Linked DNA regions of Homo sapiens: region 2 is linked to region 1. Evidence: chromatin loops called from intact Hi-C (ENCODE). Cell type or tissue: HCT116. All regions are shown on one strand. Each heading gives the region's core, and the rest is flanking DNA. Links, peaks and the distances in the headings are about the cores only.

Evidence for each region. Hi-C counts contacts between places; a loop is a spot of excess contacts. Peaks named below come from ENCODE experiments on the same cell type or tissue, not always from the same donor. Only the 100,000 strongest peaks of a DNase experiment are listed, where the experiment ranks them.
Region 2: it touches region 1 in a loop (4-fold over the local background); 21 of 110 quality-filtered maps call a loop at or near these places.

What each region holds. Positions count from the first base shown.
Region 1 is chr7:80,055,561-80,065,768 of GRCh38, reverse strand. No RefSeq gene overlaps it. Among named protein-coding and RNA genes, the nearest start is that of GNAI1, 74 kb to the left of the region's middle. In HCT116, for the core only: a CTCF peak has its summit at 5,348 (motif pointing left); DNase peaks (open chromatin) are centred at 4,297 and 5,338.
Region 2 is chr7:80,284,024-80,294,231 of GRCh38, reverse strand. No RefSeq gene overlaps it. Among named protein-coding and RNA genes, the nearest start is that of GNAI1, 150 kb to the right of the region's middle. In HCT116, for the core only: a CTCF peak has its summit at 5,293 (motif pointing right); no DNase peak of the experiment used is centred there; H3K4me3 peaks cover 518 bases; H3K27ac peaks cover 3,721 bases.

The DNA of each region.
Region 1 (10,208 bases), core at 1,306-9,305:
CCTTGATGAAAAGTGAGTTGTTGTTCTGAGTTCACATGAGATCTTGTCATTTAAAAGTGTGTGGCACCTCTTCCTCTACTTTCTCTCTTGCTCCTATTCTCACCATGTGATGTGCCTGGTCCTCCTTTGCCTTCCACATGATTGTAAGCTTCCTGCGGCCTTCCCAGATGCCTCTATGCTTCCCTTACTGGCTGCAGCACCATAAGCCAATTAAGCCTCTTTAATTACCCAGTCTCAGGTATTTCTATAGCAGTGCAAGAATGGCCTAAAACATCTCACTTTATATTTTTGCTTACTTTTGCTGTCTTGTCCTGTTAATGTCTACTAAGTTCGAGTTCTTGCACTTTCATATTACGTATGTGGGGGTGTGCATTACCTGTAGTTATTTTTATTAATAATTATATTGCGGTATAGTTTATGGACAATAAAATCCAGCCATTTAAATATTTTTTTTTGAGTTTTGGTAAATGAATATAATCTTGTAACTATGCACAAAATCAAAGTATGGACTATCATAATCATTCCCAAATTTCTCTCCTATTTTTTTGTAGTGAACCCTTTCCTCCATCCCAATTTGCAGTCAATCACTGATTTGCTTTTTGGGTAGTTTTCCTTTTCTAGAATATTTTATAAAGGTGATCGCTCAGTATACAATCATCCATGTGTACTTTCTTTTAGTTTGTGTAGTATTCTTGAGATTTCATCCAAGTTATGGTGCTAGTAATTTATTCCCTTTTTTTTTTTTATTGAGATGGAGTTTTGCTCTTGTTGCCCAGGCTGGAGTGCGGTGTCACGATCTTGGCTTACCAAGACCTCCTCCTCCCAGGTTCAAGCGATTCTCTGCCTCAGCCTCCCTAGTAGCTGGGATTACAGGCATGCACCACCATGCCCAGCTAATTTTGTATTTTTAGTACAGACGTGGTTTCACCATGTTGGTCAGGCTGGTCTCGAACTCCTGACCTCAGGTGATCTGCCTGCCTCGGCCTCCCAAAGTGCTGGGATTACAGGCCTGAGTCACTGCTCCCAGCAATTTATTCCTTTTTGGTTTTTGAATCATGTTCTACTATATAAATATGTCATAATTTATTTATCCAGTCACCGATGATGAGCATGTAGATTGCTTCTAGTTTTTCACTATGATAAATAATGTTGTTAAAAGCACTTGTTATTTTCAGAAGTTTTCTTTAGCTTTGGCTTTCACCTATGTGTTTAGGTGTGGATTTCTTTGCATCTATCCTAATTTTGGTTTGTTGAGGTTTTTGGAAATACAAGCTTTCCACAGAATTTAAGGTGTTTACAGTTATTTTGTATTCAAAAAGTTTTTTATATTTTACTCTTTCTCCTCTGTTTCTAGGATTCAAATTCCATAAATGTTGGACTGTTTGATATCACCCCACAGATCTTTGATACTTTGTTTACTTTGATTCAGTCTTTTTTCTCTTAGTTCTTCAAAATGGATATTTCAATGAGTTATCTTCAAATTTACAGATTCTTTCTTCTGCTGTTATCAGATCTGTTGTTGTTCACATCTAATTTCTCATTTCAGTTATTGTATTTTTTCTTACATATATCTTCTATTTCTCTGTTAAAATTCCTTATTAGTTTATTCAGTAAATTAAATGACATTTTCATTTAATTATTTGAATATATTTATAATAGCTTCTTTGAAGTCTTTGCCAAATCCGACATCTGGAACCTTTCAGAAACTGCTATTTTTTTTCCTAAGAATGGGTTATCTTTTTCCTGTGTGTTTGCACGTCTAATCATTTTTGCCTTAATAAATTGACCTTTAAGATAAGACTTTGCAGTGATTCTGGAATCTCTTGTTATTGTGAGAACTTTCGCTTTTTTGTTGTGAACAGTAAAATCTATCTCCCTCCCCCTTTAATGACTAGTTGCTCTACCGTTCCAATTTCTGCTCTTTCACACCTCAAACGAAAGGTTTCTGCTTTCTGCTTTCTAAGCTGTGTACGGGTTGGGGAAGGCAGTGGGTCAGAGGTGCAGCAAGCCCTCAAATCCCACCAGGAGCAATTATGTTTCTCTAGTTTCTGCCTACATTTTCATCAGGCTTATGGGATATTCCCTCTGCACACGTAGTTTAGTGGTCAGCCAGAGACTTGGATAGAGTTTATAGACAGATTTTGTGGCAATCTCACTTTCAAAATTTCTCTGTTAAATTTCTAGTTGCTCTGTTTCTCTGAATTCCATCACCTGCCATCTTGAGCTGTTCAGGCTGCTGATTTCTACTTCCTGACTTGAAGGAAAGGGTGGGTTTGAGGAATGTTCTAGAAAGAAAATTACAAACTCAGAGTTCTTATCCAAGGAAATAGTATCCTTCCATGAGTACATTCTTTTCAAGAGTTTGCCTATCTCTGGTCATTTTCAGTGCCTCCAAAGAGTTGCTTTTAATAGTTTTGTCTGGTGCTTGTAATTATTCTCTGTGGAAGAGATCACCTGACCTCTTCATGCTGTCATTACCAGAAGTCCTGCCTTTCCTTGTTAGAAATATTTTGATCTAAAATTTTAACAATGGAAAGGTTTATGAGTGTGATTTCTTTTTTGAAAATTATACTATCGGCCAGGCGCGATAGCTCATACCTGTAATCCCAGCACTTTGGGATGCCGAGGCGGGTGGATCACGAGGTCAGGAGATCGAGACCATCCTGGCTAACACAGTGAAACCCCGCAGTGGCGGGCGCCTGTAATCCCAGATACTCAGGAGGCTGAGGCAGGAGAATGGCGTGAACCCGGGGCAGAGCCTGCAGTGAGCCGAGGTAGCGCCACTGCACTCCAACCTGGGGGACAGAGACAGACCCCATCTCAAAAAAAAAAAAAAAAAGAAAGAAAAAGAATATTATGCTATTTATTTATAAATACAATGTAGCCTACTTTGTCCTTTAGCATGTTGATATGTATATTAAGAATTGTATTTTTATTTTTATGTATTTTTTTTTGAGACAGAGTCTTACTCTGTTGCCTAGGCTGGAGTGCAATGGTGCGAGCTCAGCTCACTGCAACCTCCGCCTCCTAGGTTCAAGTGATTGTCCTGACTCAGTCTCCTGAGTAGCTGGGATTACAGGCGATTGCCACCATGCCCGGTTAATTTTTTGTATTTTTAGTAGAGATGGAGTTTCACCATGTTGACTAGGCTGGTCTCAAACTCTTGACCTCAGGTGATCTGCCTGCCACAGCCTCCCAAAGTGCTGGGATTACAAGCGTGAGCCACCATGCCTGGCCCGTATTTTTATTTTTATATTGTCTTTTTGTTCCATCTTTTTCTGAAATAATTTTCCTATTCATCTACATTGAAACTTTCCTGTGTCACTTTATTAAAGATAAAATAAAATAGAAAGCCATGTAGTTGGATTAGAAAAATCATCCAACCCATGAATTTGGTCTTTAGGGAGTTAAATTCATTTACACTTAGTGTTATTGTTCTTATATTTTGTTTTATTTATATTGCCTTATTCTTTGCTTTCTTGTAAGTTAGTGATGTGGTTTGGGTCTGTGTCCCCACCCAAATCTCATCTCGTAGCTCTCATAATTCCCACATGAAACATGGGGATGGGTCTTCACAGTGCTGGTCTCATGATAGTGAATAAGTCTCACAAGATCTGGTTATTTAAAAAATGGGAGTTTTCCTGCACAAGTTCTCTGTCTTTGCCTCCTGCCATCCGCATAAGATGTGACTTGCTCCTCCTTGCCTTCTGCCATGATTGTGAGGCCTCCCCAGCCATGTGGAACTGAAAGTCCATTAAACCTCTTTCTTTTGTAAATTGTCCAGTCTTGGGTATGTTTTTATCAACATCATGAAAAAGGACTAATACCATTAGTACCTTAAGTATAATATTAGACAAAAAGGGTGATAGTGGTGTGGTAGACACACCCTAGAATGCTTCCTCATGATACCCATTTTCTGAACTTTCTGTCTTTGTGTAGTCCCATTCCCTTGAGTGTGGGTCTGACCTATAACTTGTTTATAATCAATAGAATACAGCAAAGGTGATGAGATGTATATGATTAAGTATGTGAGATTGCAATGCCTTGGCTTACTAGAATTTTTTGCCTGCTTCTCTCTTTCCTTACTGGCTTTGAAAAACTAAGCTGCCTATGTTGGTAGACTCACATGAAAGAAACTGAATTTGGCCTCTAGGAGCAGAGGTGAAGCCTTCAGTCCTATATGGCTGCAAGAAATGGAATTCTGCCAACAAAAACAAATCCTTCCCCAGTCCAGCCTCTGATGAGACTGAAGCCCTGGCTAACACTTTGATTGCAAACTTGTGAGACCCTAAGCAGAGGACCCAGTATAGCCACACTGGACTTCTAACCTAAAGAAACTACAATAATAAATATGTGTTGTTTTAAGCTTTGAAGTTTATGGTTACTAACTACTAAGACATAGATAGTGAACGTAGGGGACATCCTATTTTTGTTTCTGTGTTTAATAGAAATACTGCTAGAGCTCCGCCATTAAGAATGATAAATTTGGGCCAGGAGTGGTGGCTCGTGCCTCTAATCCCAGCACTTTGGGAGGCCAAGACGGGCAGATCACTTGAGGTCAGGAGTTCGAGACCAGCCTGGCCAACATGGTGAAACCCCGTCTCTGCTATAAATACAAAAATTAGCTGAATGTGGTAGCACATGCCTTTAGTTTACTTGGGAGGCTGAGGCAGGAGAATCATTTGAACCCGGGAAGTGGAGGTTAAAATGAGCCGAGGTTGCACCAGTGCACTCTAGCCTGGGTGACAGAGTGAGACTCCATCTCAAAAAAAAAAAAAAAAAAAGGGTAAATTTGGACTGACATTGTGTTAAATAGGATGTGTGCCATAGAAAACAAAGCATTTTCCAGAACTGAAATAAAATAAATAATTTTTTTTAAAAAGGAAGACCCCAAGGTATAATGTTAATTAAAGAAAGAACAATACATATGTCTTGTGAGAGAGCATATTTTCTCTAAATGAAAATGTTTAATAGGAGCACAAAGAATTAATGATCAGGACAATCTTAAAGTTCATTTCAGCGTAAAGGTGAACTTTTAGTACAGGTGATATGTAAGGTCCATTCATACTTGAGGATTTTGTTACATCAGATATAAAACTGTTAAATTCAAGTTTAGCTTTGATTTCAGAATAGATGTTTCAATCCAACACAACTTTTTGTTCTTTGTTCCTTTAAAGAATGTATTATGAACATTGCTTTTCCCTGAGAAAACTACTAAGTTTCATTTGAATAAGAGAATATTTAGAAAATCTTACTGAATCAGAATCCCATGAACATCATATTTCAATTACAAATAACATTGAAGGAAGGTTTCAAGTCTGTTTAAAAATGTGACAAAACAAATGTTACTTTGCCACCTAGTGGTTCATCCTGATATTTAGTCTCAAAATTTTTTTTGAGTCCTTGTAAGTAATATGTAATATGTAATTTGAGTCCTTGTAAGTAATAATACACTATACCAGGAGATCTTTGCTACATTTATATTTAGGATGAAATTATTCTGGGAAAATTTACTTTATAATTTTTGCATTGTCCCTGGATAGGCACATAATATATTAAATATTATTTTTTATTAAACACTATCAAACTGGTACAATTAAAAATTCCTTTGAAATTTTTGTTCCTTTGAGCTCAAAAGATCCTTTGAAAAAATGTCTATTGCCAGTCCATTATTATTTGCACTATTAAAAAAATCTAAATTCGTTAAAAATAATTTTAGAAAAGGTGTAAAACAGCTCTGAATGTGCAAATGGAGGCAAAGCTAGCCTCTTTTGTAGTGGAGAAGGAAAGTCAATAGAACTTGTCCCAGACAGACAGAATTTGCATGTCTACAGACAATCATTTTGCATTGCTATCAGCTGTCTACAATTTACAATTGCAAAATACCTTCCATAGAATCAGATCAGATAATACTCAGCAAGTTTACAGACTTGTATGGTGTTTTGCTGAAAACCAAAAATTTTTTTGACATATTTTACAAGTTCTGTCTCCATTTTGCAGATGTCCCAATATATGGGACTACTGCATACTGTATTGTTTTATTACATATCAGGGACTAGAATCAGAAACTATAGGGCATAAAACAAGTAACATCCAGTTTCTATTTCTGTTGATTGGTAGACATGAAGTCTACAACCCGCTGTCTTTTCCCGCAGTGCCTTCGGTTTTAATGAGCTCACCTTGTGTTTCTGATGGAGACTATGAGAATCATTGGTTTGGAGCAGCAAGTGTCAATCCTAGCTGCACATTCAAATCACCTCCAGAGCTTAAATCAGGATCTTTAAGAGTGGGATTCAAGAAGTATAGTTAAAGGTATCCAAGGTAATTCTAATGTATAGCCAGGGTAATGAACTATGGACTCTAGAATAGGAGTTTGCCACCCTAGTGACACATTAGAATCATCTGGAGATGATGCTGACATCAACCTGCCTTGGAAGTGTTTCTTGTCAAAAGTTTCCTATGGGTTTTTACTTTTTAAAATTAAACTGAAAAGGAAAGATAATTGAGTTTAAAAGGAAACTTTTAAAATGTACTTAATATATTTAAAATGCATACTGTATTTAAAATGAGGAAAGCTATATAACAACCTCATCTGTCTTTTGATTAATCAATAGATGTAGGTATTCATAATCAGTTCACTGCTCTCATAGGTGAAAGGTGGGAAATAAAATAAGAATGTTGGAAGCCAAGTGAGCGGGAGAAAAGCAGATGGAAAGGCTTAGAGTGAGGGGCATTGCCTGTGAAATCCAAGTCTGGGCATAGTGCTACAGGGTGAGTCCTGGAGATTTATAATACTGAATTAAAAGCACTTGAACTGGGGAGAAGATCTACCATGAAAGTTACTTTTTGCTGAAAGGAAATGATGAAAATAGTAACAATCACCATTTATGAAGCACAAATTAAAAGAATTGTCTGTGTGATTTGAAACCATTTTGTTTCTTGATAACCATGAAACACAACGTGGTAGGTGTAGAGAACAAAATATTAAACATATAGGATCATATAGGAATGCTATCACTAGAGAATCAAGGCCTTTTAGGCCCCATCTCTGGCCACATTTATATTAATTAAGTTAATGTGATTGATAAAAAAAAATTCAAAAGCCAATTTATTAATCTGAAGTGAATTTTTTTTTGAAAAGGACCAGATTTGCTTCCATGTAACATGATCAAAGTGTTTTCTAAACTCTAGACATGGTACATGAAAAAATCAAATGATAATCAGTAGTTTCCTTAAGGAATATGGACTCTGATTAATTTAACATTTAAAACATCCAGCCGGACAGGAGCGGTGGCTCACGCCTGTAATTCCAGCACTTTGGGAGGCCGAGGCGGGCAGATCACCTGAGGTTGGGAGTTGGAGACCAGCCTGACCAACATGGAGAAACCCCATCTCTACTAAAAATACAAAATTAGCCGGGCGTGGAGGCGCATGCCTGTAATCCCAGCTACTCGGGAGGCTGAGGCAGCAGAATCGCTTGAACCCGGGAGGCGGAGTTTGTGATGAGCCGATATCGCGCATTGCACTCCAGCCTGGGCAACAAATGTGAAACTCCGTCTCAAAAAAACAAAAACAAAAACAAAACAAGAGAACATCCAGCCACATCTCCTAGTAACGGTAATTTTGGTGATGGAGTTAAACTATACATATCACTCGCTTACACTGCATCACTCTACACATCTAAGGCATGCCCAGATGCCTTAAAGAGTTTTTAAGGACCTTAACTAAACCATCTTATGGCCATCAGAGCAATGTTTCTCAACTCAAGCTGCATGTTAAAATCACCTGGGGAGCTGTTTTATTTAATTGACGTATAATTGAAGTACAAAAAACTGCACATATTTACTGTATACAATTTGATAAGTTTGGACATATGCATGCACCTGTGAAACCAGCATCACAAAAACAGTCAGGGCAATAAACATGTCTTGTCTCCCCCACCCCCTTTTGGTGGTTACGAATACTCAACATGAGATCTACCCTCTTACATTTTTCTAAGTGCATAATACAGTGTTAACTATAGGTACAGTATTGTATAGCAGATCTCTAGAACTTACTCATCTTGCATAACTGAAACTTTGTAACTATTGAACAACTCTCTATTTACCCAGCCCCAAGCCCCTGGCAACCACCATTCGGCTCTCTATTCTATGAGTCTATTTTAGAAGCACACAGTATTTGTCCTCTTGTGACTGGGTTATTTAACTTAGCATAATGTCAACCTGTTCATGTATGTTTGCATCATTGTCATATACGGCAGAATATTTTTTTTTTTTTTTTTTTTTTTTGTGATGGAGTTTCGCTCTGTTGCCCAGGTTGGAGTGCAGTGGCATGATCTCCGCTCACTGCAAGCTCCGCCTCCCGGGTTCACGCCATTCTCCTGCCTCAGCCTCCCGAGTAGCTGGGACTACAGGCGCCTGCCACCACACCCGGCTAATATTTCTGTTTATAGTAGAGACGGGGTTTCACCGTTTTAGCCAGGATGGTCTCGATCTCCTGACCTAGTGATCCGCCCGCCTCGACCTCCCAAAGTGCTTGGATTACAGGCATGCGCCACCGCGCCCGGCCCAGTATATCCTTTTTTTTAAAGCTTGAATAGTATACCAGTGTGTGTGTGTGTGTGTGTGTGTGTAAATTTTTAAAGTCTATTCATCTGTCAATGAACAGTTACTTGGGTTGCTTCCATGCTTTAGCGATTGTGAATAATGTTGCAATGAAAATAGAAGTGCAGATAATCACTTCAAGATCCTGATTCAATTCTTTTGTATACATACTGAAAAGTGGAATTGCTGAATAATATGGTAGCTCTATTTTTTATTTTTTTTGAGGACCTCAGACTGTTTTTCATAGCAGCTGCACCTCCAGAGATTCTAATTAAGTTAATTTGGGATAGGCCCCAGATATCAGCATTTTATAATTTCTCCAGGTGATTCTAATATGTCTTAGGGCTGCAAATCCCTGCCCTGAAGTTGATAGCTCTCAGCCTGACTATATAATAGATCAGTGATTCTCACAGCTAGTACCAGAAACACCTAGAGGGTTCATTGAAACATAAATTGCTAAACTGGCATTTTTAACAGTTTCCCAAGTGATAATGATGTTGTTGCTGATACTGCTGGTCCAGGAGCTGCCCTTTGAGAACTGCCCTTTTAACAATGCTAGAATCAACTTTGTCTGACTTTTCCTTTATGATCTATTTCTTTAAGCTCCCATAGCTGACTAAAACCACTTTTGAAAATTGTGGTAAAATAAACATAACAAAAATTTACCAACTCTTGTGATTCTTTGCACAAAAAGTCCACATATGCCTGTTATATGTATGTGGATTTATTCTTTTTTGAAAATATGAAGAGATTATATTCCATTATGAATTTTTGGTACTATTTTTCTAATATTGAAAGTTACTTACACATCTTGACAACACAAGGCAGTAGGGTGCAACTTTTCAAGAATGTTTTGTGAATAGGAAAAGTAAACCTGGGATTGGGGACTTGCGGCAAATGAGCCACAAGTGGATAAATCTTCTTGCAAATTGTTGTAGCTATATTTTTAAGGACATTTAATAAGAATTTCAATTGATATAAAACTTGTCATGGTTAGCAGAGTATGGCCAATTACATTATTGCTATTTTAAGCCATTTTTCCTAGTGATAAAATTATACCATTTTGTAGATGGCCTTTAAAAGAGCCTCTCTCTGTTGCCCAGGCTGGAGTGCAGTGGCATGATCTCAGTGCACTGCAACCTCCCTCTCCTGGGTTCAAGCGATTCTCCTACCTCAGCCTCCCGAGTAGCTGGGATTACAGGCACGTACCACCATGCCTAGCTAATTTTTGTATTTTTAGTAGAGATGGGTTTTGTCATGTTGGCCAGGCTGGTCTTGAACTCCTGACCTCAGGTGATCCACCCATCTCGGCCTCCCAAAGTGCTGGGATTACAGGTGTGAGCCACCATGCCTGGCCAAAAGTTTTATGCATACTTATTAAATAAAACTTAGTTTAATCCTGGACTTTGTTAACAAGCTGTTTGACCTTGAGTTGGTCATTCAACTATTTAGGTTTCATATTATTTTTACAATGATCTATGGGCTTCCTTCTATGTATATTTATTTTTAATTTTTAAAATCAGATGTTGTAAAATACCAAACATTTATTTAAAATGTACAATAATAATAACATGAACAACTACATTTTACTGTCCAGTTTATGAA
Region 2 (10,208 bases), core at 1,376-9,375, 230 kb before region 1:
TCAAGCCTGTAATCTCAGCATTTTAGGAGGCCAGGGCAGGTGGGTTGCTCGAGCCCAGGAGCTGGAGACCAGCCTGGGTAACATGGTGAAACCCTGTATCTAACAACAACAACAACAACAACAGCAACAAAAATCCACACGCACACATGCACACAAAAAATTTCCCAGGCATAGTGACATGCACCTGTAGTTCCAGCTACTGGAGAGGCTGCAGTGGGAGGATCACTTGGGCCCGGGAAGAAAAGGTTGCAGTGAGTCGAGATTGTGTCACCACTGACATAGTTTGGCTGTGTCCCCACCCAAATCTCATCTTGAATTATAACTCCCACAATTCCCACATGTTGTGGCAGGAACCAGTGGCAGGTGATTGAATTATGGGGACAGGTCTTTCCTGCACTGTTCTTGTGATAGTAAATGAGTCTCAAGAGATCTGATGGTTTTAAAAATGAGAGTTTCCCTGAACAAGCTCTCTCTTTGCCTGCTGCCATCATGTAAGATGTGACTCGCTCCCACTTGTCTTCCACCATGATTGTGAGGCCTCCCCAGACATGTGGAACTGTAAGTCCAATAAACCTCTTTCTTTTGTAAATTGCCCAGTCTCAGGTATGTCTTTATCAGCAGCATGAAAATTGACTCATACAGTAAATTGGTACCAGTAGAGTGGGTCACTGCTGTAGATACCAGAAAATGTGGCAGTGACTTTGGACCTGGGTAACAGGCAGGGATTGGAACAGTTTGGAGGGCTCAGAAGAAGACAGAAAAGTGTGGGAAAGTTTGGAACTTCCTAGAGACTTGTTGAATGGCTTTGCCCAAAATGCTGATAGCAATACGGACAATAAAGTCCAGACTGAGGTGGCCTCAGATGGAAATGAGGAACTTGTTGGGAACTGGAGCAAAGATGAATCTTCTTATGTTTTAGCAAAGAGACTGGCAGCATTTTGCCCCTGCTCTAGAGACTTGTGGAACTTTGAGGTTGAGAGAGATGATTTAGGGTTTCTGGCAGAAGAAATTTCTAAGGAGCAAAGCATTTGAGAGGATGCTGACCTCTCAAAGCATTTGAGAGACATGACCTGGATGTGAGAGGTGCCTTGGGTGCTGTTAAAGGCATTTAGTTTTATAAGGGAAGCAGAGCACAAAAGTTTGGAAAATTTGCAGCCTGACAATGTGATAGAAAAGAAAATCCCATTTTCTGAGGAGAAAGTCAAGCAGAAATTTGCATAAGTAAGGGGGAGACAAAAGTTAATCCCCAAGACAATGGGGAAAATGTCTCCAGAGCATGTCAGTGGTCTTCACGGCAGCCCCTCTCATCACAAGCCTGGAGGCCTAGGAGGAAGAAGTGGTTTTATGGGTCGGGCCCAGGGTCCCCATGCTGTGTGCAGCCTAGGTTCTTGGTGCCCTTTGTCCCAGCCACTCCAGCCATGGCTGAAAGGGGCCAATGTAGAGCTTGGGCTGTGGCTTCAGAGGGTGCAAACCCCAAGTCTTGGCAGCTTCCACATGGTGTTGAGTCTGCCAGTGCCCAGAAGTCAAGAATTGGGGTTTGGGAACCTCTGCCTAGATTTCAGAGGATGTATGGAAAGGCCCAGATGTCCGTGCAGAAGTTTGCTTTGGGGCAGCAAACTCATGAAGAACCTCTGCTAGGGCAGTGTGGAAGGAAAATGTGGAGTTAGGGCCCTCAGACACAGTCCCTACTAGGGCGCTACCAAGTAGAGCTGTGAGAAGAGGGCCACCATCCTTCAGACCCCAGAATGGTAGGTCCACTAAAGCTTGCACCATGCACCTGGAAAAGCTGCAGACACTTAACACCAGCCCATGAAAGCAGCCAGGAGGGATGCTGTACCCTGCAAAGCCACAGGGGCAGAGCTGCCCAAGACCATGGGAACCTACCTCTTGCATCAGCATGACCTGGATGTGAGACATGGAGTCAAAGGAGATGATTTTGATGCTTTAAGATTTGACTACCTCACTGGATTTCAGACTTGCATGGGGCCTGTAGCCCCTTTGTTTTTGCCAATTTCTCCCATTTGGAATGGCTGTATTTACCCAATGCCGATAACTCTGCTGTATCTAGTAAGTAACTAACTTGCTTTTAATTTTACAGACTCATAAGTGGAATGGACTTGCCTTGTCTCAGATGAGATGTTGGTCTGTGGACTTTTGAGTTAATGCTGAAATGAGTTAAGACTTTGGGGAACTGTTGGGAAGACATGACTGGTTTTGAAATGTGAGGACATGAGATTTGGGAGGGGCCAGGGGCAGAATGATATAGTTTGGCTGTGTCCCCACCCAAATCTCATCTGGAATCGTAACTCCCACAATTCCCATGTGTCGTGGGAGGAACCTGGTGGGAGGTGATTGAATTATGGGAGTGGGTCTTTCCTACACTGTTCTCACGATAGTGAATGAGTCTCATGAGATCTGATGGTTTTAAAAATACGAGTTTCCCAGCATAAGCTTTCTCTTTGCCTGCTGCCACCATGTAAGATGTGACTTGCTCCCTCTTGCCTTCCACCATGATTGTGAGGCCTCCCCAGCCATGTGGAATTTTGTAAGTCCAATAAACCTCTTTCTTCTGTAAATTGCTCAGTCTCAGATATGTCTTTATTAGCAGTGTAAAAATAGACTAATACAACCACACTCCAGCCTGAATGACAGCAAGATCCTAATTAAAAACAAACAAACAAAGAAAAACACCCACCTGCCACAGGTGAAAAGGGCATTATTCCACATCTCTTCACTTCACATAAATAAGAAGTGTGAGAAAAACTGAGTTTGTTTGTTATTTATCTTGGCTTTTTGATTGTTTGTATAATTTGAAGGGCACAAATCCAGGTGTCCCAACACCAATCTTTTAAACTGACAAATATAGTAGGCAATATGCATAAAAAGAAAACATTTTAACCATCATCTACTCCTGAGGTAGCCCACTTGGTTCATTATAGATGAACCTAACCAGCAGGAGTTAGGCCCCAGGAAAAGCTTCTGAATCCCAAACTCACTCAATCCTGACTTATGACTGAAAACTAACATAATCATTTAAATTATAAACCCATCATTTTGAAGACAAAATTAAGCACAATTTCTCATGATTCAATTCCTTATAAGCAGTGAGAGGTCCAAATTTCTTCACTAGATTTGCCTTTCTTATTTGTATCAGGAATAAAACCCCAATTATGTGCTAATCTCTCTTGTAAATATCTATTAGGTCCATTTGTTCTGTAGTGAAAATTAAGTCTGATGTTTCTTTGTTGATTTTCTATTTGGATGATCTGTTCAATGCTGAAAGTAGGGTGTTGAAGTCTCCAGTAATTTTTGTATTGCAGCCTATCTCTCTCTGTCGCACTAATATTTGCTTTCTATATCTGGGTGCTCCAGTGTTGGGTGCATGTATACTTAAAATTGTTATATTCTTGTTGAATGGACCTTTATTTAATGACCTTCTTTGTCTTTTTTTATAGTTTTTGTCTTAAAATCTATTTTGTCTGATTTCCACTCCTGCTATTTTTTGCTTTCCATTGGCATGGAATATCTTTTTTTCATCCCTTTATTTTCATTCCATGTGTTTCTTTATAGGCAATGTGTGTTTCTTGTGGGCAACAGATCATTGAGTCTTGCTTTTTATCCATTCAACCATTTTGTGTCTTTTGATTGGAGAGTTTAGCCCACTTACATTCAATGTTATTATTGATAAGTAAGGACTAACTTCTGCCATTTTGTTATTTGTTTTCTGGTTGTTTTTTTCTGGTTTTCTCTTCCTTTTTTCCTTTGTTCTGGTCTTCATTTTAGTGAAGGTGATTTTCTCTGGTGGTCTGTTTTAATTTCTTGCTTTTTATTTTTTGTGTATCTGTTAAAAGATTTCTTTTATTCAAAATTACCATGAAGCTTGCAAATAATATCTATAACCCTTTATTTTAAATTGATGACAACTGAACAGTAATTGCATAAAAACCGAACTCACTAAGAAGAAAAGAGAAAAACAAAAAACTCTACACTTTGATGTCATCTAACTGCTTTTTAATTCTACTTATGTGTTTTATTTCTCTTTATGTCTTATTCTACTGCCTATGTCTTGAAAAGTTGTTGTAGTTATTCTTTTTGATCAATTTATCTTTTAATCTTTCTACTCAAGATATGAGTAGTTTACACACCACAGTTACAGTGTTATGATATTCATGTATTTATTATTACCAGTGAATTTTGTACCTTCAGATGATTTCTTCTTGCTCATTAACATTTTCTTCTTTCAGATTGAAGAACTCCCTTTAGCATTTCTTGTAGGACAGGTGTGTAGTGTTGATGAAATCTCTCAGCTTTTTTTTTGTCTGGGAATGCCTTTATTTCTCCTTCATGTTTGGAGGTTATTTTCACTGGATATACTATTCTAGGATAAAAGGTCTTTTCTTTCAGTTCTTTAAATATGTTATACTACTCTCTCCTGGCCTGTAAGGTTCCCACTGAGAAGTCTGCTGTCAGGCATATGGGAAGTCCATTATATATTTACATATATATTTTTTTCTCTTGCTGCTTTTAGAATCCTTTCTTTATTCTTGACCTTTAGGAGTTTGATTATTAAATGCCTTGAGGTAGTCTTCTTCAGGTTAAGTTTGCTTGGTGTTCCATAACTTTCTTATATTCAGATATTACTATCTTTCTCTAGGTATGGGAAGTCCTCTGTTATTGTCCCTTTGAATAAACTTTCTACCCCATCCTTCTCTCTACCTCCTCTTTAAGGCCAATAACTATTAGATTTGCCCCTTTGAGGCTATTTTCTAGACCTTGTTAGGCATGCTTCATTTTTTTTTTATTCTTTTTTTGTCTCCTCTGTGTATTTTCAAATAGCTATTTTTCAGCTAATTCTTTCTTCTCCTTGATCAATTCTGATATTAAAAGAATTCTCATGCATTTAGTATGTTCATTGCAGTTTTCAACTCCAGAATTTCTATTTGATTCTTTTTAATTATTTCAATCTATTTTTTAAATTTATCTGATAGGATTCTGAATTCCTGCTGTGTGTTATCTTTAATTTCATTGAGTTTCCTATTTTGAATTTTCTGTCTGAAAGTGATTTGTCCCTGGTGCCTTTTTTAGTTCATTTGGTGAAGTCATGTTTTCCTGGAAGGTCTTGATGCTTGTGGATGTTCATCAGTTTTCTGGGAATTGAAGGGTTCGGTATTTATTGTAGACTTTGCAGTCTGGGCTTGTTTGTACCCATTCTTCTTGGTAAGGCTTTCCAGGTATTTGAAGGGACTTGGGTGTTGTGATCTAAGTTTTTGGTCACTGTAGCCATATCTGCATTAGGGGGCACCCCAAGCCCAGTAATGCTGTGGCCCTTGCAGACTCATAGAGGTACCACCTTGGTGGTCTTGTGTAAAAATCCAGAAGAATTCTCTGGATAACCAGACAGATTTGTTATTGTATCTTTCCTTACTTTCTCCAAAGTACACAGAATTTCTCTCTGTGTGTGCTGGGCTGCTTGGAGCTGGAGGAGGGATGACACAAGCACCCCTGTGACCACCACCTCTGGGAATGTGCTGCGTCAGACCTGAGGCCAGAACAGAACGGGGTCTCACCTAAGGCCCACTGTAACCAATGCCTGGCTACTGCCTATGTTTACTCAAGGCCACAGGGCTCTACAATCAGCAGGGGGTAGACTCAGCCAGTTATGTGTCATCTCCTTCAGAGCAGTGAGTTTTCCACAGTCTCAGGTGGTCTAAAGATGCTATTTGGGAGCCAGGGCCTATAGTCAGAAACCTGAGGAACCTATCTGGTGCTCTATTCTACTGCAGCTGAGCTGGCACTCAAACCACAAGACAAAGTCCTTCCCACTCTTCCTTCCCCTTTCCACAAGCAGAGCAGTCTCTCCCCATGGCTACCACTGCCTGATGTCCACAATGAGTACTGCCAGGCTGCCAATGTTCACTCAAGGACCAAGGGCTCTTCATTCAGCTTGTGGTGAATGCTCCCAGGCCTGGGACTTTCCCTTTAAGGGAGTGGGCTCCTCTCTGGCCGAGAGCAGTTTCAAAAATGCTGTCCAAGTGCCAAGGCCTGGAATTAGGGACCTCAAGATCCCACATGATACTCTACCCCACTGTAGCCAAGCTGGTGCTCAAGTTGCAAGACATCATCCCCTTACTCTTCTCTCTCCTTTCCTCAAGCAGAAGGAGTTCCTCCCTCTCTGTAGCCACCAAGCTGAGAATGTGCTGGGTCACACCTGAAGCCAGCACATTTCTGAGTGTTACCCAAGTCCCATGGCATGTACTGCCTGGGTACTGCTGCTGATTATTCAGGGCCCAAGGGCTCTTAATCAGCAGGTGATGAATCCTGCCAGAACTGGGTCCTTCACTTCAAGGCAGTGGGTTCCATTCTGGCTCAGGGTGTGTATAGAAAGGTCAACTGGGATCTAGGGCCTGGAACGGGAGCTCCAGGACTCTGCCTGGTGCCCTATCCTATGTGGCTGAGCTGATATCCAAGTTGAAATATAAAGTCCTCTTCATTCTTTCTTCTCCTCCCTTTAAGTGGAAGGAAGGCGTCTCTGCTGGAGCTGCAAGCTGGGCTGCCTGGGGTTGGCAGAAGGGTGGCCCAACCACTTCCTTGGCTGCCCTAGCTGGTGTCTCTCCAGGTCATGTGCCCCCCTGCCCCAAGTCCACTGGCCCCAAGCCCAGCACAATGCTAGGACTTGCCCAGGAATTGCAGTCCTTGTGGCTTATACTGCCTTTCAAGTTTATTTAGGATGTAAGAGCACTTTAGCCCACAGTGGCAAGGCTTGCTGGAACTCAATTTCTGTCTGCTGGCATGGATGATTTCCCTCTGGCTAGAGTTGGTCTAAATGCTCCCTCTGTGGCACCAGCTGAATTCTTATCCTGTTGCTTTCCACTGTGACAGGACAGCACTAAGTTCCAATGCAAAGTCCTACAATCACTGTTCTCTCCACCCGTGAAATGCACAGATTCTCCCTTCATGCCATGCAGCCACTGCCAGGGGAAGGCATTATCAATTCAAGGCTGTCATTCCTACCCTCTTCTGTGCCTCTTTCAGTGATATGAAGTTAAAACCAGGTACTGTGATTAGTGTCATGACTTTTGGTCCTTTTGAGGGTGATTTTTGTGTAGAGATCAGTGGAGGCTTCTATTCAGCCATCTTGCTCCATCTCCTCTCTCCCCTAACTTTTACTAGTATAAAATCATAGGTCAGATATTACAGTTTGATTTAATGATTGAATGTCTTTATATAGGCTTATTAAATTGTTAACAAATATTTAATGAACATTTGTTACATGCAAGAAACATGGCTGCAATTTATGTTTTCTCACTACCAATAAGAAAAGAGAAAGTTCATATAATTCTAATATTAATCCTAAGTATCATAGTTAATAAGATAAATATAATTAAAAATAATCCTCGAATCAATTTTTATTGCTGACTGGTCAAGTTCCTACTACCATTACTCTTGATTTTTCCCAATGATCAAGTTGCTAGTATTAGAGTCCTTTTTCTATTCTTTTATCTTGGTTCAAAATATATTCCATGATGTTTATTGTAATTATAAAATTTTAAGCTGGGAAAATCTAGAATCTTGATATCTGAAGGACTTTTGCTTTTGAGCGTGTATTAGCTCATTCTTGCACTGTTATAAATAAATACCTAAAACTGGGTAATTTATAAAGAAAAGAGATTTAATTGGCTCATAGTTCTACAGGCTGCATAGAAAGCATGACGCTGGCACCTGCTTGGGGATGCCTCAAGAAACTTACCATAATGGCAGAAAGTGAAGGAAAAGAAGGTGCATCTTACACGACCGAAGCAGGAGGAAGAGAGTAAGGGGGGAGTACCAAACACTTTTAAACAACCAGATATCATGAGAACTCTATCATGAGAACAGCACCAAAAGAGGAAATCCACCCCCATGATTCAATGACCTCCCACAAGGCCCCACCTCCAACACTGGGAACTACAACTGAACATAAAATTTGGGTGGGGACACAGATCCAAACCATATTAAGCATTTCAAAAAAGTATCAATCTTATGTTTTAAAACAATTTTAATAAATATTGTATTATGATTCTTCAAATAGTATATGCTTATGGAAAAACAAAAATGAAAAGAATTAATACAGAGAAAATTAAAAGGCTTCACCTAACCAATTCCTTTCTCTCCAATTGTATTTACTGCTAAATCTTCCATATGTACCTTCAAGAAAAATTCAATTCCTTTCTCTCCAATTATATCTACTGCTAACTCTTCCATATGTACCCTTCAAGAAAATTTCAATTCTTTTCTTTCCCGTTATATCTACTGCTAACTCTTCCATATGCACCCTTCAAGAAAGTTTCTGTGAACATACAAGCACATACATATGAGTACATATGCATACTTTATTTTCATCATGGTCACCACATAAATATCTATTTCATTAGCTGGCTTTTACAAAAAGTAGTTTACTTAACCATTCTCCTACAAATGAACATTTCTTTTCATTGTTTTGTTAAAACCAACAATACTGCAGTAAATATCCTTGTATCTTTTAATACTTGTGTAAATTCATCCATGAGATAAATTCCTAGTGGTGGATTTTCTGGGCCAAATTTTATGTGCATGTTGAAATTTGGTAGATATTGCTAAATTAGTATCTAAAAAGGTTGAAAAATTTACATTTCTGCCATGACTGTATTAAAATGTCAGTTTATCCACACTCTCATCAGTATTGTATAAAAAAGGATTCTGCACTGGTTTGACATTCTTTTTCCTCCATATATGCCTCTACATTTCTTCAGCAAAGGTTAAATAACTAAAATCAATGTTCACATGTTTGATAAGTAAATGAAAGTAACCCCGATGCTTTCCTTTAATGTTAATCTTTTAGAGAGAAAAAGTAAGGGGAGGCAGGAAAAACACCCTATTGCATTTACTATGCATAGGTCAGAAAATATTCATGGCACACAGAATGTGAAAACAAAATCTAAAAACATAAGCTTGTCTTTTGTTCCATAAATGTACTGTAATATGCACTAGTTAAAATAAAATCTGTCTTGCAGAGCACTGAATTTTTCAGCAGCAATAATTATCTCTGTTTATTTCATTTTCTACTTTGGGAAAAGCTTATGATGCATGCAGAGTATACATATGAGTTTCACAGATGTGGTCTAAATTACTCATATGCTAAGCCCTTTTATCTGGCTACTGCTGGGTCAATTGCCTAACATAGAACAGAACAGGGTGACATGAGTTTGCAAAGAATTTGAAGTTGAATTTCAGCTTACAGCCTGGTTTTGCCATCAAATACACTATTTAATGTAGTGAAGCTCTACTTAAAGTACAAGGGTTATTGTTTTCTACTTTTTATTCTGTGTTCTAGCCAAAGAAAATAAACTGAAAAAATGTTCTAGTAGACATTAAGTCCAATTAATCAAGGTAATTTACTCAACCTCACTATCTAAATAATGAAAGAATGCACACACGCACACACACACACACACACACAGTTGTTCCTACATAAAAAGAGAGGAGCAACAATAAAAGAAGCTTTAAAGTTCTTTATAAAAATGCAGTTATTGGTGTGTGGGTATTCTACACAAGAATGTTTAAGATACAAGGAAGCTTCAGAATTCAAGTAATAATTTTGTTCAAAAATTTTTCAGTGTAGTTGACATATCAATAACTAATTCTATTATTTTGGTTCTATAACTATCACATTAACTTAACTACTAAATAGCTGTACATTTCCTTATTTTATATGTGTGTGTGTGTATATATATATATATATATATATATATATATATATATATATATATATATATGTATATTACTCTGTCCCCGTGGAGCTGCATGGTACAGTCCCCTAGCTGCTTTCACAGGCTGATGTTAAGTGTCTGCAGTTTTTCCAGGCCCACGGTGTAAGCTGTTGGTGGATCTACCACTCTGGGGCCTGTAGGACAGTGGCCCTCTTCTCTTAGGTCCACTAGGCAGTGCTCCAGTGGGGACTCTGTGTGGGGGCTCCAACCCCACATTTACCTTCCACGTTGTCCTAGCAGAGGTTCTCTACAAGGGCTCTGCCCCTGCAGCAGACATCTGCCTGGACATACAGGTGTTTCCATACATCCTCTGAAATCTAGGCAGAGTTTCCCAAACCTCCATTATTGCCTTCTGCATAGCTGCAGGCCAAATACCACATGGAAGTTGCCAAGGCTTGGCGCTTGCACCCACTAAAGCAATGG